2 separate regions of the Homo sapiens genome follow, and region 2 is linked to region 1. Evidence: chromatin loops called from intact Hi-C (ENCODE). Cell type or tissue: tibial artery. All regions are shown on one strand. Each heading gives the region's core, and the rest is flanking DNA. Links, peaks and the distances in the headings are about the cores only. Region 1 overlaps CMTM5 (CKLF like MARVEL transmembrane domain containing 5). Region 2 overlaps RNF212B (ring finger protein 212B).

What was found. Peaks named below come from ENCODE experiments on the same cell type or tissue, not always from the same donor. Only the 100,000 strongest peaks of a DNase experiment are listed, where the experiment ranks them.
Region 2: a loop joins it to region 1, with 4 times the contacts of the local background. A loop is called at or near these places in 72 of 110 quality-filtered maps.

What each region holds. Positions count from the first base shown.
Region 1 is chr14:23,378,005-23,384,811 of GRCh38, forward strand. CMTM5 (CKLF like MARVEL transmembrane domain containing 5) reads left to right here. Exons shown (of 6, transcript NM_001288746.2): 2 at 345-497; 3 at 665-865; 4 at 1,027-1,119; 5 at 1,295-1,379; 6 at 1,470-1,768. The coding sequence ends at 1,483. It overlaps MYH6 (myosin heavy chain 6), which reads right to left. Exons shown (of 39, transcript NM_002471.4): 36 at 6,438-6,713; 37 at 5,221-5,316; 38 at 4,424-4,558; 39 at 3,983-4,059. The coding sequence ends at 4,036. Among named protein-coding and RNA genes, the nearest start is that of CMTM5, 4.4 kb to the left of the region's middle. RefSeq lists an enhancer at 1,991-2,060. In tibial artery, for the core only: a CTCF peak has its summit at 2,114 (motif pointing left); no DNase peak of the experiment used is centred there; H3K27me3 peaks cover 2,270 bases.
Region 2 is chr14:23,253,510-23,269,793 of GRCh38, forward strand. RNF212B (ring finger protein 212B) reads left to right here. Exons shown (of 15, transcript NM_001282322.3): 5 at 5,040-5,155; 6 at 6,375-6,435; 7 at 7,150-7,178; 8 at 9,156-9,202; 9 at 9,419-9,461; 10 at 10,665-10,725; 11 at 11,114-11,162; 12 at 15,415-15,454. It also overlaps the pseudogene RNU6-1046P and the pseudogene HMGN2P1. Among named protein-coding and RNA genes, the nearest start is that of RNF212B, 24 kb to the left of the region's middle. In tibial artery, for the core only: CTCF peaks have their summits at 11,768 (motif pointing right) and 11,972; no DNase peak of the experiment used is centred there; H3K27me3 peaks cover 716 bases.

The DNA of each region.
Region 1 (6,807 bases), core at 1-5,000:
TCCCTGTGGAGTCGGGTCTCTGTGGGCACAACTCCAGGGGCTGGCATTCACACTGTACCTATGAATTACTGTGGGATAGTGCTCCTGGGAGCCATATGGCTTGGCCAGACTGCTGGGGTTGCTGGGTGAGCAGAGTGGGAGGCCGGAGACTGCCCTTGACCGGCAAATGCCCTGCAACGGTGGCTCCTGACACCAGGGGATAGGGAGATGTGCCAGAGTCCTTCCTCCCCTCCAAGGACAGGTAGTAGGTGCCAGCCTAGGGGAGCTTCCAAGGAGGGGAAGGCAAAGCCCTGGCCCCTGCCTGTGTCCCCTTCTTGGCATGTTCCACATGCTCGGTCCTGCAGGCCCTGACCCTCATCATCTTCATCTGCTTCACGGCCTCCATCTCTGCCTACATGGCCGCGGCGCTACTGGAGTTCTTCATCACACTTGCCTTCCTCTTCCTCTATGCCACCCAGTACTACCAGCGCTTCGACCGAATTAACTGGCCCTGTCTGGTGAGGAACCCTGACCCCTAGCCCAGTTTGGGGCCCTTCCCTCTCCTCTAAATGATGCATTTTCCTTTCCTCCCCGAGCTTCTTTCCATTTCCACACCACAGCTGGGCTTTGTCCCATGCTATGCCCTGCACTCAAAGGTGTGCTTTGACTCACACTGATTTCACAGCTGCAGGGCCACGGGCAATCAGGAGGACCACATCCGCTAGATCTACTCTCCCACTCAGCAAAGGTCCAGCCCCAGCCCTGGCCTGGCTTGACCCCCCCGGGCTGGCATACTCCAGCCGCTGTCCCCTGGGTTCCAGCCCCAGCGCCTGGCTTCTGGTCCTGGTTGCTCTGGTTCATCTGCTTCCACTCCCTGGGTAGCAGTGTGAGCGCTCTGTCTCTTGAATGTGCTTCATATTGTGTGAGGGGTATCCTATGGAGGGGTTCAGAATCCCTCAGGGTCGGGCTGCTGGCTAGCCTGGAAAACTTCAGGGTAACGCCCCCTGCCTTCTGAGGTCCTGTTAACCCTGCACCCCTGGCCCCCAGGACTTCCTGCGCTGTGTCAGTGCCATCATCATCTTCCTGGTGGTCTCCTTTGCAGCTGTGACCTCCCGGGACGGAGCTGCCATTGCTGCTTTTGTGAGTTCAGCCCTGCAGGACTCCTTAGCCCCTCAAGAGCTCAGGCTGGTGCTTGCACACTTTCTGTATCAGAAGCCACAGCCAGGACTTGGGGTTCTGGCTTGCACCTCACCCTATACCTTAACCCAATGGCCCTATAGCCTCTGTTTTGCCATCCCCACTCCCACTCCCACAGGTTTTTGGCATCATCCTGGTTTCCATCTTTGCCTATGATGCCTTCAAGATCTACCGGACTGAGATGGCACCCGGGGCCAGCCAGGGTGAGTGCCTGTGCTCTGTGGAGAGGAGATGCCCTCCCCACCCTAGCTACCCATCCTGATGTGGGTCCCTACCTGGCTCTATCCTCACAGGGGACCAGCAGTGACTCTGGGGCTACCTGGCTCCTAGGCCCAGCCAGCCAGAGAGGACAGTGGAGCCCAGACACGTCTCCTTGGGATTCACTAGCCCCCAGCCCGCCAAACCCCACCCCAGCCCTACACAGCAGTCTGGCCTGAGACGTCACTGGGGACTTATCTGTGGAGCCTGGTGCTCCAGGATGTGGCTTCTCATGAAGCTCTGGCCAGAGGAGGGGAACTTATTGGGGGAGGGGGGGTGGAGGGGAGGAATCTGGACCTCTAAGTCATTCCCAAATTAAAATATTCAAATTCTACTGGTGAGTCTCTTTCTTCCCCAGAAATTAGGCAGGTCAGGAATGTCAAGGAGTATTCATGGGAATGTTGCCAGAGCAGGTCGTGGTCTGTCTCTGGGACTGGGTCTGAGCAGTGAGGATGTGGGGGCTAGCCAGAAGAAGCTGAAGACATCCTCCAACACAAAACTTCTACGCTACACCTCTGTGTGCACGGCCACTTTGTGGTGTGCCTGGTGGCTGGGCATCTGGAGTTCTGTGTCTGAGAAGGCACAGCCTTCCTCATGGGAGCATGCATGCACCACCACACCTGTTCCCGCAGGTTAGTGGGCTGGAGGCCAGGCGCTCGCCTGGGGCGTGTGCAGAGCTCCCCCTTGTGGTGTGGGGAAGACTTGGCCCACAGGACGCAGGGAGAGGGCAGCCTGAGGTATCAGAGGAGGGAGAGATTTCCCAAAATGCGAATGCTGGGAGAGCCGTTGATTATCAGCTGGTCCAATGCCCTCATTTCACATAAGAGAAAACAGGCCCAGCCAGGGGAGGTGAACTCATTTGTGACAGAGCTAGGGCCAGAACGCAGCTCTTCTGACACCTAAGCGAGTGTTCTGGATACTGTACTGAGCCTCCTTGTAGCTCAGAAAAGAATGGCCAACTCTTCCCTCCACTGCGGGTCCACCCTCCCAGCTTGCCAGCTCCTCAGCACACATTTCCTGAGCATCTCCCATGCACACTGTGCTGGGTGCCAGGGCCTCAGAGGTGACGGGGGGCCTGCCCTTTAGCACTCACAGGCTGGGAAAGAGACAAGCTGGTCAAGAGCTCCCCACAGTGAATGCTATGGGAAGGCTCAGGGGAGTTTGGAGCAGACACTGCCACAGCCCGGGAGTCAGCCCTGCTGGGCCGAGACAGACAGATGTGCAGCCAGACGTTCCTGCCCAGCCCGAGGAGCCCAGCATGGCCTGGCTCAGCAGCTCCATCCCAGCTGACGTGCTATCTCCTGTCGCTGATGTGTGTGTGTTCCCGCCCTGAGATACAATCCTTCTTCTGGAGCGCTCCTTCCAGCTGCAGGCCCCAGCTCCCAAGTCCTGCCCGAACCCTGGATCTTGAACTCTGGTCAGAGCGCTCTGCTTCCTTGGTGGCAGCCACTCCTCTCTCTTGGTCTTTTTCCTGCCTCCTGCTTCCTGTTCTCCTATCCTTGTGTCCTGGCTCACCATCAGAACTGGCAGCCTCTCCTGGGCTAGAACCAACAGGATTTTGTGTTTCTCTGGTCACTGCTCACATTTCTCAGGGCTTTATGCACAGTCCATTCTCATGGTCTCAGAGGAGGGATAGAAGAGGCTCCACTTGGGGAGTCAGGGAGATGGGGTGCCAGGTGAACGGTTAAGGAGGCGGTCAGCAGAGCCTGGCTGCAAAGCCCAGTGGGGAGTGGGGATTTGCTTTGTGCAGAACGGGGTCAGGACCGGGCCTGTCCCACAAGCAGCTGTGTGATCCAGGCCAGACTGTCCCCAGTAGGAGCTTAGAGAGAGCAGAAATGTGACCACAGTGTTTCCCTGTACAGGCACCTGTGCCATCTGTGTCTGTGTGAGAACCAACATGAAATGAGCAATGCCCAGGCTTGGTCCTCATGGCATATTGGTTTGGGCTCAGTGTTGATTGGCCCCAGAGTCTCAAGATGCCCTCACGGTGAGGTGCTGAATCATAGGAGGCAGGGGGAGACCCCTGGGGAAGACAGGGAGGGGGCTCCCTGGGAGTTACTTCCTAGGGGCTGACTAGAATGGAATCTCTCCCATCTCCTTTCCCATACCTTAATTCTCAGCCAGCTCTGAGCCTTTTCTGGCATTGGTGGAAAATTCATTTCAGAAAGAATGGGTGTCCTAGGACACCTTTAATCATTGCAGCCTCAGGGGTGGGGTAGGTGGAGAGTGGCTTCAACTTCGGCACCAAAATTCTATCTCGTAGCATCTTGGACTGGCTCACCATTTTGATGCCATTGTTTTCTTCACTTTTGAAATTTCTCCCTCTCCACCCTTGTGTGGTTGACTGAGCAGAACTGGGACTCACAGCTGTCCACGTCAGGCAGAACACCTCACTCCTCTGCACCTCGGTCTCCTTCCTTGTGGATATGGGATGCCTTGGCTCTGGCAGCTCTGATACAGGGGCTGGGGGCCTCCCTCCTCTCAGGCCCCCTACTGCCCTGATCCAGGATGGACAGCTGGCAGGAAGGACAGATGGGCTCAGGCAGAGTTTGGCACTCATATTTATTACAGGTTGGCAAGAGTGAGGTTCCCGAGGCAGTGTCACTCCTCATCGTGCATTTTTTGCTGCAAAAAGAATAAGAGGTGTGAGGGGGCAGCTGGCAAGAGGGAGAAGTGTGTGGGGACAAATCCCTGGGGCTTTCAGAGGCCTAAGGGAGATGCCCTTGGAGGGAGAGGCAGGGCCCCAGGGATCCTGTGGTCCCACGTTAGAGGCACTTGTGGTTTAGGGGGATGGAACTGGGGATCTCTGCAGAAGTTCCAGTCAGTGGGGGGCTGTTTTGAGCAGGAGAGTGGATTCTCAGGTTATGTAAGCTATGGGACCCTCAGAACTGCCTACATATAGGGCAAGCAGTGCCCACTCTGAAGGGCACCCATATCAGGGGGCATGCTAATGTGGAAGTGACTAGTGAAGCCCAGGGGAGGGACCCACCTTGGCACCAATGTCACGGCTCTTGGCTCGAAGCTTGTTGACCTGGGACTCAGCGATGTCCGCCCGCTCCTCTGCCTCATCCAGCTCATGCTGCACCTTGCGGAACTTGGACAGGTTGGTGTTGGCTTGCTCCTCCTGTGGTGGGACAGTGGGGATGGGTGAATGAGCTGGAGATGGGCTATGGGATTCTCAGCCTCTCAACCTGAGGTTCCAGCTCCCTGTCCCTGAGGCACCCATACCTCATGCATATTCCTGCAACAGCCTTCCCAAGGGTATCCTGCAACTGCCTTGCACTCTTCTCAAACATGTCCAGCACTCAGAGTCCTTCACGGCCATCCACTGCCCCAGACAAATCCCATGCTGCCCGATCTGGGCCCCTTCAGAATCCTGTTTTGCTGCACCTGTCCCGGACCCCAGCTTCCTGTGCAGGCATGCTAATCAGCAACTCACATCCACCCAGATGTCTTCCCCACTGCCCTGTGGCTAGCTGGGTCCCCTTCTAGGCCCAATTCCACCGCCACCTTCCTGCCTTCAGCTTCGGCTGCCCCACGTCCTGCACTAGCATCTACACTGCCTTCTGTTGGGTTATGGTATCTGAATTGTAAGCAGCTTGTAGGTGGTGCCTTTGTTAATTCAGAACACCTGACAGCTCTGAGCATACCAGATGTGTCAAACAAATGTTTGAGAGTTAAAGTTTATAGCAAACTCTTTGTCCAGGCCCCTCTGTAGGAGATATTCATTGGTTCTCACAAATAGTAGGTGTGTTGATGAGAAAGGGAAGAAAGCTCTGAACTCACCGCCTCCTCGGCCTGGCGCTTGTAGGCCTTGACCTTCAGTTGCAGCTTGTCCACCAGGTCCTGTAGCCGCAGCAGGTTCTTTTTGTCTTCCTCTGTCTGGGGGTGGGAGGGTGGGAGAAGCTGGTTTGGAGGGGGAGCAAATGCAATCACCTTTCCCTCCTCCATCATTTTACTCTTCTCCCCTTGCCTTTGCTGCCCCTCCCTGCAATGATCCAGGTCAAAGAGGTGGTGGGGAAGATTCTCTGACTCTATCGTAGGTCAAAGGGGCAATGCAAGGTTGTCAGTCAGGGATCCACAGAGCAATGAAGGCTGAAGTCATAAAGCTAGAAGTAGGGGGAGGGGCTCAGAACCTAATGGAATTCCCTAATGTGGTAATATAAAAGCACCAGGTCTGTTCCAGCTCCAGTATGGTGGATAAAGCTCCAACCTGGACTTACATAGGTTCTCTTGGCCAGTAGTTCTTGACCAGAAAAAGAATGCAGAAAGAAGGGGGTATTATCATAATCCAGATTATTCTACATTCTAATATATTGTACTGGGCCAGAATTCAGGCATCGGGATCACTGGCTCCAACGTCACTCGATCATTCCTATCTCTTTATCATTGTATGTGCCAGGATGCCATTTCTACTTCTGTCCACAAATCACTCTGTGGTTCTGTATCTGTAACCTCTTTCTTGTGCCTCTGGTATCCATCTATCAAATGGACTGACACCCTCGTCTCCTTGGCCTTTTCTTCCCAGGTACACTGAAAATAACGGGCCAAGGGCACAGCTCTCAGCTATGCAAGTGGAGGTTTTAGAGCATTCTAGGGTCCTCTTTCTCTGTGGCCTTCTCTTTGTGTGCCAGAAGTTCTATGGAAGATTTCCGGGTCTTTTCCCCTCCCCTGACTCTTATCCCCACAGTCGAAGGTGGAAGGATTCTTTGAACTGTTCTGAAGTCTTCATGGTAGCACTTAGAGTTATTAAAAAAAAAAAAAAAGAAAGAAAGAAACCTGGGGAAAGACTAGTTAGAAGAGTTTTCAGGAAGTAGAAGTAGATTCTTCATTTGCTGGAAAAACTCATAGACTCAAGTCAAACTGACTGCAGAGCGTGAGAAGAACGTTAAATCTACCAACAGCATCTCAAGGAGGAGGTGAGAGGAGCCCTGTGAGGGCGGGGCAGTGGGGCCAGAGAAGAAACTTCCACATCTACTCCTGGTGTCTGGCGTCCGCCGCACCTGGTAGGTGAGCTCCTTGATGCGCCGCTCGCTCTTCCTCATGCCCTTCACCGACTCTGCGTTGCGCTTCTGCTCGGCCTCCAGCTCACCCTCCAGCTCCCGCACCCGCGCTTCCAGCTTCTGCAGCTGCTTCTTGCCTCCCTTGAGGGCGATCTGCTCGGCCTCGTCCAGCCGGTGCTGCAGGTCCTTAATGGTCTGCTCCATGTTCTTCTTCATGCGCTCCAGGTGGGCGCTGGTGTCCTGCTCCTTCTTCAGCTCCTCTGCCATCATGGCGGCCTGTGTGCAGGAGAGAGGTGGCAAGGAACATGGGCCAGGGGCCGGGGCCTTTTGCCCCCCAAGGATCTCCTTTCTCCCATCAGGCCCTCAAATC
Region 2 (16,284 bases), core at 9,130-14,129, 120 kb before region 1:
TCACCATCATTGGTTTGGGGGCGGGGAAAGGTGAGGCAAGACCACTTTATTCTAGTGTTGTATTCCACCAAGAGGTACTTAATGGTCTATGTCTCTTATTTTGTATGAGGGTAGCCATTGATGAACTTTGCAGAGATCCTTAATTCATTAGAAGTTGTAAAATTCCAATTCTGTCATCCTTTCTTATTTTTTTAGTTGGAGTACTTCTAAAGAGAAATGTCCTTTTATCAAGCAAATGATTATCCAGATATATAGTTCAAAAATACTAAGACTTGCTTGTAGATATTATGGAATGAGGGAGTTTCACAAAAGATAGATAAGGCAAACTAATAGGTTTTGAATGTCAAAGAGATCGTGAATTTACCAATATCTTTAAAGTGAATTTCTAAAACTTAGTGACTTATTTACAGATGTTCAAAAATTAAATTGCGTGCAAAAATAAATCTTCAACTAAATACAAATGCTGACATTTAAAAATAAGAACTAAGGCTAGGCACAGTGGCTCATTCCTGTAATCCCAACACTTTGGGAGGCCGAAGTGGGAGAACGGCTAGATCCCAGGAGTTTGAGATCAGCCTGGGCAACATAGTAAGACCCTTTCTCTTAAGAAGAAAAAAATTAAAAAATTAGAGGGGTATGGTGGCATGCACCTGTTGTCCCAGCTACTCGGGAGGCTGAAGTGGGAGGATCACTTGAGTCCAGGAGGTTGAGCCTGCAGTGAACTGTGAACAAACCCCTGCACTCCAGCCTGGGTGACAGAGCAATACTCTTTATCTCAAAAACAAAACAAAACAAAACAAAACAAAACAAAAAAACAAAAACAAAAACAAAAACTAAAACTAAAACTGGGCATGGTGGCTCACTCCTATAATCCCAGCACTTGGAGGATGACATGAGGCCAGAAATTTGAGACCAGCTTGGGCAACATAGCAGGACCCCATCTCTATCAAAATAAAAATAAATAAAAATAAGAACTGGGAAGGTCATTCTTTAGTACAAAAATGATAATCAAACTAATATTCATTTCCAAAGCATATATTACTTTTTTGTATGTGTGTGCTTTTGGTAGAGATAGCATTTTGCCACGTTGCCCAGGCTGTTCTCAAACTCCTGAGTTCAAGATATCTGCCCACCTTGGCTTCCCAAAGTGCCAAGATTACAGGCATGAGCCACTGCACCTGGCCTAGTTTTATAAACAAACAAGAATGTTTTGTTTACAATAACCCACATTGGACCAAAACGTCTTGTCTTATCATAGTAAACCTACTAAGCTCCCCCTTTGCTTCCATTACTGTGCCTCTCTCAGTATTTTTCAGTTATTTCTCCTTTACTCTTTCCAACCTTTTGTTGGACCTAATTCAGAACTGAAGTTTTAATATGCTCTCTCAAGCATATAAAATAAAAATTATGTTTCATATATAAAATAAAGTTTATACAAGGCTGTTGGTTTGGATTGAGTTTCTGTACTAGGTCCAACAGACCAAACCAAAATGGAATTACTCATGCTGACAGTTCATCTGATCTTCCAAGAAATCAGGAGAGAGAGAGGTAATAGCTAAATCTCCAAACAGGCCAATTTTAGCTGGCATAATAAAGAAGTCCCCTCTGCTTTACCCTTTACAAGGAAAGTAACTTTGAACCAACCTATGCACTTTTTGTTCTCTGTTTCTGCTTTCTTCAGCCCTTTTCTGCCTAAAAAGCCAACTTGTCTTCTCAGTTAATCAGAACACTCATTCTGTGTTTTAGAATAATGTGTTCCTCAAGTCTAGGACTGCAAATCAAAGCCAGTTAATATCTTTAAACTAAATTTGTTGTAATTTTGTATTTTGACATGTTATCAATAGTAAAATGGTAGGAATCCAGAGCATGAAGACCATGATATCCTTACCTGGTCCTAGTATGGAGATAAAGGAAAGGAATCAGGGTATAGAAGTAGATAGTTTCATACCAATAAAATGTTGGTATCAATGTTCCAATAAAACAAACAATATTTAACACTTGCATTATCCAGACAATGTTAAGTGTTATCATCAATAGAACTACTTTTATTATTATCAGCTCTGTGTTACTGTATTAACAAAATAATCACACCTTTAAGAAAAAGTAAGTTATTGGGAGGCCAAGGCAGGAGGATTGTTTGGGACCAGGAGTTCAAGACCAGTCTGGGCAATATAGCAAGATATCATTTCTAAAAAAATTTTTTTAATTTTTAAAAAAGCAAGCAAGCAAACAAAAGTTAATCTTCTTTGGAAAAACGAAAGAGACCAACCTCTTCATGAGGCTGAGGGATTTGAAAGATTGCTAACTATTGGTAATTTTTTAAAGTACTGTACTGAGGTACATTACTGAGTTAGATTTTAGAATCTTCTTCAGTGAATGTGTTTGATATAGGCTAAACATTTGTACCCTGGCATCAGGCAAAATCACTGCTTCTTTAATACTCCTTGCTGGTTGTTTTCTGGACTGGTCTTTCTTCTTCTTGGAATGATCAGTTTTTTGGGACAAGTAGACAAAGTAGGTTTGCTTAGGCCTGGCAAAAGACCCTCCCATAGTCCAGTCTGGCTCCCTGGAGTTCCACAGTGGGGTCTGTTTATGCACTTACGACCCTTGGTAATGTCAAAGGGAGGGCTAACTAATCTAGGGTAGGATTTGGCTTATCTTGATGCTAGCCTGATTTTGACATAATTTTACTCCTGACTAATCCCACTAATCCCAAGGGTAGGATTAGGATATTTGGGATACTAACATTGTGATTTGGCTGTCTATTATATAGCTTTATCTCTGTTGCTCCTCACTCCTACCCCCCTGCCATTTTAGGTAATTCCCAGGATTCAGAGTGACTTTTATTCTGCTTCTCCACTGTTTAATTTTTTTTTTTTTGAGATGGAGTCTCACTCTGTTGCTCAGGCTGGAGTGCAGTGGTGCAATCTTGGCTCACCGCAACCTCCACCTTCTGGGTTCAAGTGATTCTCCTGCCTCAGCCTCTCCATTAGCTGGAATTACAGGTGCACGCCACCATGCCTGGCTAATTTTTGCATTTTTAATAGAGACGGGGTTTTGCCATATTGGCCAGGCTGGTCTCGAACTCCTGACCTCAAGTGATCTGCCCACCTTGGTCTCCCAAAGTGCTAGGATTACAAGCATGAGCCACCACGCCTGGCCTCCTCTATTCAAATTTTCTAAAATAATTTTTTTAAGTTGGGCTGTTGCTCTGTTGCCCAGACTGCAGTGCAGAGGCACGATCATGGGTCCCTGCAGCCTCAAACTCCTGGGTTCAAGCAATCCACCCACTTCAGCCTTTCAGGTAGTTGAGATTACAGGAATGTATTATCACGCCTGGCTAAATTTTTTAAATTATTTTTTGGCCGGGCATGGTGGCTCACACCTGTAATCCCAGCACTTTGGGAGGCTGAGGCAGGTGGATCACGAGGTCAGGAGTTCGAGACCAGTCTGACCAACATGGTGAAACCCTGTCTCTATTAAAAATACAAATATTAGCCAGGCGTGGTGGCGGACGCCTGTAATCCCAGCTACTCAGGAGGCTGAGGCAGGAGAATCGCTTGAACGTGGGTGGCGGAGGTTGCAGTGAGCTGAGATCGTGCCATTGCACTCCAGCCTGGGCGACAGAGCGAGACTCAGTCACACACACACAAAAAAAATAAAATAAAATAAATCAAAATTATTTTTCATAGAGACAGGGTCTTGCTATGTTGCTTAGGCTGGTCTCAAATTCCTGGCCTCAAGCAATCCTCCTGCCTCAGCCTTGGCTTCCTGAGTCTCTGAGATTATAGGCATGATCACCATGCCTGGCTTAAAGTAAACATTTTCTTTTCACAGCTTAAAATAAACATTTTAGTTTTATTAAAAATGAGGGTTTAAAAAAATAGACTAGAGTAAATTCTTATCTATCTAAAACTAGTTTAGTTTACTTTCAAGTAGAAAGGAAACTCTTAAGTACAATTCTTTAGTAAGGTGGCAAGAGCAATTTGAAAATTAAGTGAGAACAAAAAGTTTATGAGAAGAGTACCAAGATCTAGGAAAGGACCCTAGACAAAAGAGGGTTTATAGTCTGAACAGGGAGGAAGCAGATGAGACGTAAATACTGCTGTGTACTCAAAAGTAGAGCCTGACAAAGCTAAAACACTTTCTAAATATTAACTTTTGATCCGATTCAGCAATCCCATGATAGACACATTAGTATAGCAAATGGTAAAGTGAGGCAAAATAAAAAATTACGTGTGCATGCCCAGAAAAAAAATTCAAGCATAGGTAATCTCCTTCTGTGCCTCTCCACCCTTTCCTATAGCAGCATAAGCAGCCTGCAGGTGACTCTGTAGGTGTCTTTAGGGAAAATAAATTGGTCACCAAGGCTGTGTAATAGCTATGAATGTGGAGGCTGATCCAAACTAATAGTTGACAAGTTAGAACCAATTCTAAGCTTGAAAAACAGTTTTAAAAAAAATCTCTCTTCTTGCACGGGATGAAAAATTATATATTTAAAGGGTCATTCTACTATGGTAGAATATTCTCATTAAGATAGTAAAAGGGGCCGGGTGCGGTGGCTCACGCCTGTAATCCCAACACTTTGGGAGGCTGAGGTGGGTAGATCACCTGAGGTCGGAAGTTCAAGACTAGCCTGACCAACATGTAGAAACCCCGTCTCTACTAAAAATACAAAATTAGCTGGGCGTGGTAGCACATGCCTGTAAACCCAGCTATTCGGGAGGCTGAGGCAGGAGAATAGCTTGAACCCAGGAGGCAGAGGTTACGGTGAGCCGAGATCGCACTATTGCACTCTAGCCTGGGCAACAATAGCGAAACTCTGTCTCAAAAAAAAAAAAAAAAAAGACAGTAGAAGGCTAGTGTCCTGGAAATGAGTGCTGAGCTCTCTAGTTCTGGGAAGTTGTGAATTAGGCCAGATGTTCTAGAAGAAAATGAGCAGTATAATAAAGTGTGATTTGATGGCTTCCCTTTCTTGCCAGAAGTGAAGGGAAAGGAGTTATGGGAGAGTATGTCAAAGGCTTGTTTTTCCCTAGTAGGTGTGGAGTTTCCAGAAGAAACAAACAGATCTCCTCATCGCCTTTTATAAGCATAGAATTACAAAGTTAGAAACAGCCATGCAGGAGGCACAGCAAGCACTGGTGAGCCAGGACAAGTAAGTAACAAATCAAGTCCCAAGAGAGCTTTTTTTTTTTTTTTTTTTCTAAGAAGTGACAGTCCTTATTGTGTTTGCAAAGCCTGGAAATTGCTCCATATGTATTTGTTTGTTTGGGAAAATCAGGTACAGAATTTTTGATCCCCTGAATCTCCATTTTTTCTCTTTCTTCCCTCCAGAGGCCCTCCTCACTTTATAGTTTTCCTCTTCTATTTCTCGGTATCAAAAACTGCTTCCCAGACCAGGTGCAGTGGCTCACACCTGTAATCCCAGCACTTTGGGTGACCGAAGCAGAAGATCACTTGAGGCCAGGAGAAGATCAGCCTGGGCAACACAGCGAGACTCTGTTTCTAAAAAAAAAAAAATTTTAAACAAAAATTAGCCAGACATGGTGGTTCACACCTGTAGTCCCAGCTACTTGGGAGGCTGAGGCCAGAAGATCGTTTGAGCCCAGGAGTCTGAGTTACAGTGAGCTATGATCACACCACGACACTCCAGCGTGGGTGAAAAAGTGAGACACTGTCTCAAAAACAAAAACAAAAAAAAACATCTGCTTCCTTGGGAAATCAGATATAGCTGATTCACACTGATAACACTCATTGTAGCCTCAATCTCCTGGGCTCAAGCAATCCTCCCACCTCAGCCTCCCAAGTAGCTGGGACTACAAGTGCACACCACTATGCCTGGCTAATTTTTGTATTTTTTTTTTTTTTTTGTAGAGAGGAGTCTCTGCATATTGCCCAGGCTGGTCTGGAATCCTTTTTTTTTCTTCTTTTAAAGTTTTTTTTGTTTTTTTTTTTTATGGAATGCTTCAAGCATTTACATGTTAACTTTCTTTGGGGGCTATGTTAATCTCCTCTGTATTGTTCCAATTTTAGTGTATGTGCTGCCAAAGCAATCACAAGATGGAGTCCTTGATAAAAATTTTTAGACATCAGCAGGCCAGGGGTGTGTGTGTGGGTGGAGAGAGGAAATGGAATTCTTTGCAAATTCCCCTGAAATCATACCAAGTAATTGCTTATTTTGTCCACCTAATTGTTCTCATTATCAAAACCCTGCCATTAGTCTCCTTGAATCATCAAATCCCTGATAGAAATAGCTTGTATAGCTGCAAGCATTTCTCAGTAAGTATTAACTAGATGTTAATAGTTATAATAATAAAAAATCAGGTTTTTAATCCCTGATTTGCTGGAGCTGATTGTTTCCATCTTTTGCCTAGAGAATTGTCAGTCTTAAGGAAGGAGAATGGAGAACTGAAGAAATTTCTAGCCATTCTAAAGGTGAATGAAATAGATTTTCCTTATTATTATTTTCTCTCTTACTTTTCTCATCTATCTAGCTGACTGTATAGAATAGTGTTTCCTAATCTTTTTCTCATCATGGCACACACAGAAATTGATATTTGTATAACAAGCACACTATAGTAAATGGATGAGGTCTCAGCAGACCTTGGGGGACTGAAAGGATCAATATATAGCACACTTGTAACCCATTCCTGAACATCAGTGAGTCATGACCTACCAGTTGGAAAGCTCTCTTATAGAAGAGACAGCTGTTGCAACTTAAACATTTCTCTTCAAGAAACTCAAAGATACCTCAGGACCCTTCCTCTGCATCACACTCTACTTCCTAAATAGTTTTTCTTCCTAAGAATGTTCTGTGTATTTATATAATTTTCCTATTGATCCTACTCCTGTAATTATTCTAGCACATTGTAGTGTGTCATTTTCCTTTCTCTCACCAGAGACTCCGTATTTCCCCACATATGTTAGTCTATGGGATTCCGTATGCACTCTTATGAAGAACTAAACTTTTATCCCCTCAAAGCTAATAATATCCTAAGGAAATACTGCTGCTACTTTTCCTCCTACTGGGAGTCTTAGCAACCATGACTAAGGGGCACTGAGCTTAGTTATCTCGCAAGTAAGACTGAAGATCTGTTGATTAGGATCCTCAGTTGCAGCTTTCTTCACTCCTGGTTTTTTCACCTATAGGAATCTCCAAGTCGGTACCAAGGAAGCAGGTCAGTTTTATCAGCTCCCATACTAGCCCAGCCCCCTGAAAATTCCTGTTCTTTCTTGACTCCTGGCTGTGTGAACTCTGAGAGAGAGAAAATGGTTAATGAATTTAGCTTTCACTTCTCCGAGGAAGAGTTAGTTACTGAAAGTGCCGAAGTAAAATCTTAATTGTAATGCTCACCCTGGATTGTCATCTTATGAAATCCTAGTGTTTGAAATGCTTGTTCCCTGGTGCCATAAAGAAATAGCATTTGAACATAAATTTAATTTACTCAGCAAGGTCATTTTTACTTCCTGCAGAAAGGGTACACTCGCCGGCAGTTTTGCCACGAGAGTACACTGAACAAAGGAGACAGGGTCGTTCATAACCTGACGCGTCTACCTTACTGCTGTGTCCGGTTTCCATTGGCTGGAACCAGACCTCACATTCTGTATTTGTTCCGATTGGCTAGCAACTTAGAACTTATGAAAAGGGGCAAAGGTAGAGGAGAACAAAGGAAGGAGGAAGTAACTTGTGGAATGCTGAGAAAGGTAAAAACACCTTCAAATAAGGAAGAGGAACAGACTATAACCTAATGCTTGTTTGGACCAATCTAAGCATGCCAGGGCAAATATTTAGGCTAAATTGTGGGAGCTAAGAACATAAAGTACATTGATTTCTTTATTACGGCTAGCAGATATTTAAGAATGTTAGTACAGGTCTTTAAATAAATTTTGCTTTTAAGAGAAGTTACTATTTATTCCTAATTAGATGAAGAGGAAAGTCTTTAAAGAGGAACCTCCACCTTACTTTTTACACTACTCATCCTTCAAAATTGAACTCAGTCATTTCCTCTGTGAAGACTGCATTAGGTGGAGTTAGATGGTCTGTTCATTCATTCAATATTAAGTGCCTACTGTTTATCAGGTACCATGTTACAGGCTGGATATATACCACCGGTCCTTTCTAATTAGTGATATCTATGCTCTACCAACTCTTAAATATATTTTTAGTATCGGCTGGGTGTGGTGGCTCACACCCGTAATCACAGCACTTTGGGAGGCCAAGGTGGGCGGATCATGGGGTCAGGAGATTGAGACCGTTCTGGCTAACATGGTGAAACCCCATCTCTACTAAAAATACAAAAACAAAATTAGCCGGGCGTGGTGGAGGACACCTGTAGTCCCAGCTGCTCGGGAGGCTGAGGCAGGAGAATGGCGGGAACCCAGGAGGCAGAGCTGGCAGTAGTGAGCCGAGATCACCCCACTGCACTCCAGCCTGGGTGACAGAGTGGGACTCTGTCTCAAAACAAACAAAAAAACAGAAAACAAAACAAAACTCTCTCTATATATACACACACACACATATATATTTTTTAATATCAGTCCTGCATTATGGATTAAAGAGACACTGCCCCTACATTCATAGAAGTTACAGTCTAATGTTCTTTTGTCCTTCTATACTTCTGATAAGCCCATTACAACACTTAAACACTGTTCTGATTTTTTTTTTCATCTCTCCCACTAGCCTGTAAGCCTCTCAGTTATTCTAGTTATCTTTGTAATCTCAGGATCTAGGAAATATAGACCCAAATATATGCTTGTTGGATGGCATCCTTCTTTCTGGTTACTTTGGGTTTAGTTATTTTTCTAGTTTCTTAAGGTGGATGAGAGGATGGAGGGATGTATGAATGGATGGACAGATGTATGGTTGAGAGTACTTGGTAAGGCACTGAGGAGAGAAGAAAGGTGTACTTTAAAACTTCTATTATGGGCAACACAGAGGTGGAGAAAGCTCCACTTAGGGAGTTGGAGAGCAATGGGTTTTATATGGAAACTTTGCTTCCATATTTTAGGATGCTACCTATAATACATGAGAGTAAGCAATTTGTCCTCAGAGAGGAAGCTATTATTCTATAAACAATGATCTGATTGATCCTCTAAAGTGGCACTTGACCTCTGCCTAGAGAGATTAGAGCCGCCTCTTTTTTTTTCCCTTGCAGGTCAATCACACCTCGACCAGTGGGCATTACTTCCCCATCACAGTCAGGTGGAGAACATTTTTCCCCTAAATATCTGTGTGAGATGAATATCCTTTCCTTATGTAGAAGATGGTTTCCTCTCAGAGACAATAATGTGATCTTCCTAACTTTATGTGTAATATGAAAACATTATATAACCAGATAACCATGTACAACAAATTGGCCAGGCAAGGCAGGCATACCATTGATGGCAACTTTTTATTCTGTACTTTATTCTCTTTCAGTTACCCCACGACCCAGTTTCCAGCATAGCAGTCAAGTGGTCAGGTAAACCTACACAGCAACATTAAAACTGTTGGCAAAAGTTGGAAGATAGAAGAAATATCTAGTTGTAGCTCAGATTGGGACTGATGAAATTTTAGGTCTATGTAGAAGTTTAAAGCTAGGGTTTTTTTTTTTCCCTAAGCCAAACTGTATCCAGCTTTATTAAAGATACTGTCCATTCAGGCAGGACATGGGCAGACAATCATTAACAGTATACAACAACTCTCAAACTCCCTTCTTCAATGGATTACCAAAAATCAGAAAGCCACTATAAAACCCAATGAAGTCTTCATCTCATGCTCCGAACAGGGAAAGTTGAGAGTGAGGGTTGACATTTCACATTTAGCATATTGTTTAACAACTTTTCACAAGCCAACCCTGACTTTCAGGGAATGAAATGAAAATGGCAGAATTTATCTGAAGATCCACAATCTAGAAATGGAACCACTGCTCTTTTGACAGGTGCCATCTCAGTGGCATCACTGGAAAGTCCAGATTGCCAGACAAACTGGTAATCAATGACTGGGGGTCAGGTCCTAACAGATGTCTCGGCTTAAGGGAGTTAAGTTTATGCTGAAAGATGGAAAAGGAGAAGAGGACATAAAAACGAATTTGTTTTTTCATACCACAAGGCTTTTGTGCCAAGGTGGCCATGTGTGTCAAAGTCAGGGAATCCCTCCTCTTGGGAGCCAAGAGGAAGTCTCTCAAAACTAGAAGGGAAAGGTGTTTTCCTCCCATCAATCCAGCTTCGGAGACTTTCTATTAGTGACATGTGCCCCTTCCCCCAAAAAAAACGAGTGTTCTGTGTGCTAACAACATATAAAGCTAGGTTTTCTGAGGCTGGGTACAGTAGCTTATGCCTGTAATCCCAGCACTTTGGGAGGCTGAGGCGAGTGGATCATTTGAGGTCAGGAGTTCGAGACCAGTGTGGCCAACATGGTGAAACCCTGTCTCTACTAAAAATACAAAACTTAGCTGGGCATGGTGGTGCACGCCTGTAGTCCTAGCTACTTGGGAGGCTGAGGCATGAGAATCACTTGAACCCAGGATGCGGAGGCTGCAGTGAGCTAAGCTTGTGCCATTGTGCTCTAGCCTGGGCAACAGAGTGAGACTCTGTCTGAAAAAAACCAAAACAAAAAAACAACAACAATAAAAAGTAAAACTAGGTTTTTTGCCTTTTTTTTCTTTTTGTTTCACCTTATACAGTCGGTCCTCCTCAGCGGAATCTATTCCTTATAGAGAGGCTGGCTTTGGTAGCTTGGGACAAGTAAGTAATGTTCACCTTATCTTTCCAGATTGAAGTTTCTAATGCTAAATGAAAGCAAAGGTTTATCAAGAACTTAAATTTATATTGGTTTTGGCATAAATTATCTGATGTCATACTGGACCCTATTTTCTTTTGGCAATGGAGACCTGATATTAGAAACTGACAGAGAATAAATAGGGGTGGAAATAGTGAAAGTGTTTAAGGACTCAATCAACAGTGTCCATGGTGTTCATTTTGGAAGGAGTAAAGTATGGATCTTTCTTTGACTAGTATGCCCACTGCAGTAGAACAATATATGCTTGAATGTGTAGCTATAGATAAATAGGGAATAGGGAAGCCAGATAACTGAGATATATTTATTAATTGATGCTTATTATTTGTCTATCAGGGAGGCAGAGGTCTGCAGGGAAGGAGAACTCCCAGAGACTCTTATAATGGTGAGGTGGGGGGAAAAGGGTGTCAGAAATCAACTTACTCTATGCGAAGATCTGCGGATTTCTGGTTTTCTATGCATAATATAATGCCATTTCACTTGTTTTTTTTTCCTGACAGTGATTCCATGTATCCATACATATATTACAAGGTTTTTTTTTTTTTTTTTGGTGAGATGGAGATTTACTCTTGTTGCCCAGGCTGGAGTGCAATGGCATGATCTCGGCTCACCACATCCTCCGCCTCCCATGTTCAAGCGATTCTCCTGCCTCAGCCTCCCGAGTAGCTAGGATTACAGGCATGTGCCACCACGCCTGGCTAATTCTGTATTTTTAGTAGAGACGGGGTTTCATCGTGTTGCCCAGGCTGATCTCGAACTCCTGACCTCAGGTGATCCGCCTTCCTCGGCCTCCCAAAGTGTTGGGATTACAGGCGTGAGCCACTGTGCCCGGCCTACAAGTTTTTCAAATAATGATATTTTTGTCTTCCAACTAATAAGGGGAAAATAAAGATTTGAGTGATAGAAAGTCATTGAAAACCTCTGGTCAGGAGATGGAGGATAACTTTTCAGTAAAATTGACTTGGATTTTTTTGAATTGCCACAAGATGGCATTACAAGCTAAGTGTAAAAAGAAGGTTCACAGGATGCTGATTGTTGGCCTGAAGGGTATCTGGCTTCTTTGCTGTGTTTTAAACATAAAAATATTCCAGTGAAGGAATATTTTGGGTCTGCTTACTTAATTTCTTACCTAAAGCCCCTTAAAATTATTACTGTTGTTACCATTTTCAAGGGCATTAGCCAGTACCTAGAGAATACCTATCAGAGAAGACTTTCACAAGAAAGAATTTGAAATTCCCAAATCTCTTTTTTTAATTCTCCAAATAGTCTCCCTCTAAATCTCCCACATTTGAAATCTCCCACTCCTTTGAAAAACATAGATGTTCTAGCCAATTTATTTCTGTCAGGTTGGTAACAACAGTGTTCTCTTTTTCATTCTTAATTTTAGTAATTTGAGTCTTTTCCTCTTTCTTTGTCAATCATTTCAAAGAATTCGTTTTGTTGAGAGTCTGTATTACTTCTTCTATTATCTGTTTCATTTACTTCTGGTTTAGTCTATTTCCTTCCTTCTCATTATTTTGGATTTAGTTCTTTTTCTAGTTTCCTAAGGTGGAAGTTTCGATTATTGATTTGAGATCTTTTTTACTATTGATGTTTCCAGTCATAAATTTCACTGTAGCACTGCTTTTACTGCATCCTATAACATTTGGCATGCTGTGTTTTGTTTACATTCATTCCAAAGGTTGTTTGTTCATTTGTGTTTTTTTTTGAGATGGGGTCTCACTCTGTTGCCCAGACTGGAGTGCAGTGGTGCCATCTCAGCTCACTGCCACCTTCGCCTCCCAGGTTCAGCCTCCCAAGTAGCTGGGACTACAGGCACGTGCCACCATGCTTGGCAAATTTTTGTATTTTTAGTAGCGACGGGGTTTCACCATGTTGGCCAGGCTGGTCTCCAACTCCTTACCTCAGGTGATCTGCCCGCCTCAGCCTCCCAAAGTGCTGGGATTATACCCATGCTGATCCCATTCCAAAGTATTTTCTAATGTCCTTTGTGATTTTTGTTTTTTGGACCCATTGGTTGTTTATCAATGTGTTGTTCAATATCTACATATGTGTGAAGTTCCCAAATTTCCTACTGTTATTGATTTTGACTTTCAGTGATTTAAATCCTTTTAAATGTTTTTTTTTTTTTTTTTTTTTTTTGAGATGGTGTTTCTTTCTTGTTGCCCAGGCTGGAGTGCAGTGGTGCAATCTCGGCTCACCGCAACCTCCGCCTCCCAGGTTCAAGCAATTCTCCTGCCTCAGCCTCCCGAGTAGCTGGGATTACAGGCATGCACCACCACCACACCCGGCTAATTTTGTATTTTTAGTAGACACGGGGTTTCTCCATGTTGAGGCTGGTCTCAAACTCCTGACCTCAGGTGATCTGCCTGCCTCATCCTCCCAAAGTGCTGAGATTACAGGCGTGAGCCACCACACCCGGCCTGATTTAAATCCTTTTAAATTTATGACCTAACATGTGGTCTATCCTGGAGAATGCTCCATGTGTATGTGGAAAGAATGTATATTCTACTCTTTTTGGGTGGTGTATTCTATAGAGTCTGCTAGGTTTAGCTAGTATATCGTGTTGTTCAATTAGTATGCTTCTGTTTCCTTTCCTTGCTGATCTTCTGTCCAGTTGTTCTGTCTGTTATTGAAAGTGGGGTATTAAAGTCACCAACTATTATTGTGGTTTTTGGTTTTTTGTTTTCTTGTTTTTTTGAGACAGAGTCTCGTGCTGTTGTTGATGCTGGAGTGTAGTGGCACAATTGTGGCTCACTGCAGCCTCCACCTTCCAGGCTTAAGCGATAGTCCCACTTCAGCCTCCTGAGTAGCTAGAACAAAAGGCATGCACCACCACGCCTGGCTAGTTTTTTTATTTCAATTTTCATGTCTTTGTAGAGACGAGGTCTCCCTGTTCTGCCCTGGCTGGTCTCGAACTCCTGGGCTCAAGCAATCCTCCTGCCTCAGCTCCCAAAGTGCTGGGATTATAGGCATGAGCAACCATGCCCAGTCCCTATTATTGTCAAATTGTCTTATTTTCTCTTCAATTCTATCAGTTTTTGCTTCATGTATTTTAGGACTCTATTGTTAGATGCACATATAAATGTTTCTCTTCTTGATAAATGGACCCCTTTATCATTATTTAATGCCTTTGTCTCTTGTAACAATTTTTTTTTTTTTGGGACAGAGTCTCACTCTCGTCTTGGCTAGAGTGCAGTGGCAAAATCTTGGCTCACTGCAACCTCCTCCTCCTGGCTTCAAGTGATTTTTGTGCCTCAGCCTCTTTAGTAGCTGGGATTATAGGCATGTGCCACCACGCCTAGCTAATTTTTGTATTTTTAGTAGAGACAAGGTTTCACCATGTTGGCTAGGCTGGTCTCGAACTCCTGGCCTCAAGTGATCTGCCTGCCTCGGCCTCCCAAAGTGCTGAGGATTACAGGCATGAGCCACTGTGCCTGGCCCAACAATTTTGTCTTAAAGTCTATTTTGTCTGATATTAGTATAGCCACTCTTTTGTTCCTTGTTTTTTGCATGGAATATATTTTTTCATCCTTCTCCTTTCAACCTATATGCATCTTTGAATCCAAAGTGAGTATCTTGTAGACTGTGCATAGTTGGACTTGTTTTTTCTTTCATCTGTTCTGCCAGTTTCTGCCTTTTAATTCATTTACATTTAATGTAATTACAGATAAGGAAGGACTGACTTCTGCATTTTGTTATTTGTTTTCTATATGTCATGCTTTTTGGTTAGCCTTTTGTTTGTCCCAGCTGATATTTATCTCCTTAGGCAGCCAAACAAGTGCTTCTAATTGTTTTCATCAGACTGGAGAAAGGTTTTTCTGCACTTGGTAAGCTCTGAGCTCCAAGTCCTGGTGAACTTGAGCTCCAAGTCCTGGTGCTGTCAAATTAAGACAACCTTGAAAGTGGGGTCTTCCAGGGAACCACTAGACAGGTCAAATAATGACAGTTCTCTGGGAATGAATCCTTCAAAAAGCTCCAACCCTGTTCCATCCCCTCTAGTGACTGCCAGACTGTTGGGTTTCATCATGAGCATGCCCTGTTGGTTTTCAAGGCTATCATGGAGGTGGAGAAGGAGAAATGGCAATAGAGCAAGTTAAAATGCCACAAACCTTGCTGTTTTTACTAACATTTTGCTATTTTTCTTGAATAAACATTCTCCAGATTACTACAAGCCCTTTGTTAATTTTCAGATTTCTGAAAAAGTTGATTCTGACCATTATGCCAATTTTCTCATTGCTTTTATGGAGGAGGAAATTTTTGGAGGTCTTTGCTCTGCCATTTTTGTTGATGTCACTCCTAGCTAATTTTTGTTGATGTCACTCCTAGCTAATTTTTGTCTTTACCCATTCTTTCTGGTGATTTCCATCTTAGAGGGGAAACCAAGGCACAGATACATGAGAGCACATGAAGGCAGTGAGGGATCTCAGCCCACAGACTCATGAAAGGGAGAGGAAAGCACCTATAAGAGATACTGCTATGTGATTTGTGAGCTTTTTCACTTGGCATTAGCCCCCAACCCTAACCCATATACTAAAAATCTTTTATCTCCATTTCCTTTGCCCTGGCCCCAAGTATACCTGAATCTCTTCTCCAGTTCATGGATTATCTCACAGGCTTATTTTTATGCTTTCCAGAAACCCCTTCACCGGCTTCAACTCATAGCCTATCTTATAGGTCAGTAACACTATGCTTCCTTTTTCTTGGGATGTGTTCATACTTAAACTCTGCCAGCAGGCTGGGTGCGGTGGCTCACGCCTGTAATCCCAGCACTTTGGGAGGCCGAGGAGGGTGGATCACTTGAGGTCAGGAGTTTGAGACCAGTATGGCCAACATGGCGAAACCCTGTCTCTACTAAAAATAAAAAATTAGCCGGGAGCGGTGTCACGTGCCTGTAATCCCAGCTACTCGGGAGGTTGAGGCAGGAGAATTGCTGAATCCAGGAGGCGGAGGTTGCAGTGAGCTGACATGGTGTCACTGCCCTCCAGCCTGGGTGACAGAGTGAGACTCCGTCTCAAAAAACAAACAAAAAAACAAAACTCTGCCAGCAGTCCTGGGATTACTTCTCCACTGGCTTGTACCACCGAAGTTTACAATGTGCCTTATAAGCAAAAAAGAAAGCTGGATAGCACTGTGTTTAATATACATCCAAATTACTGTATTTTGGCCCGGTAGTGGCTCCCACCTGTAATCCTAGCACTTCGGGAGGCTAAGGTGGGAGGATTGCTTAAGCCCAGGTGTTGGAGACCAGGCTGAGCAACAAAGTGAGACCTAATTACCCGGGCTTGGTGGGTGTATGCTTGTGGTCCCAGCTACTTGGGAGACTAAGACAGGAGGATCACTTGAGTTTAGGAAGTCAAGGCTGCAGTGAGCCATGATCATACTACTGCACTCCAACCTGGGCAACAGAGTGAGACCCTGTCTCAAAAAAAAAAAAAGAAAAAATTATCATCAGTTGCAAGCAGGGAATTTTTTCCTCTCTGGCCTAGCTGTATAGGCTCTTCCAT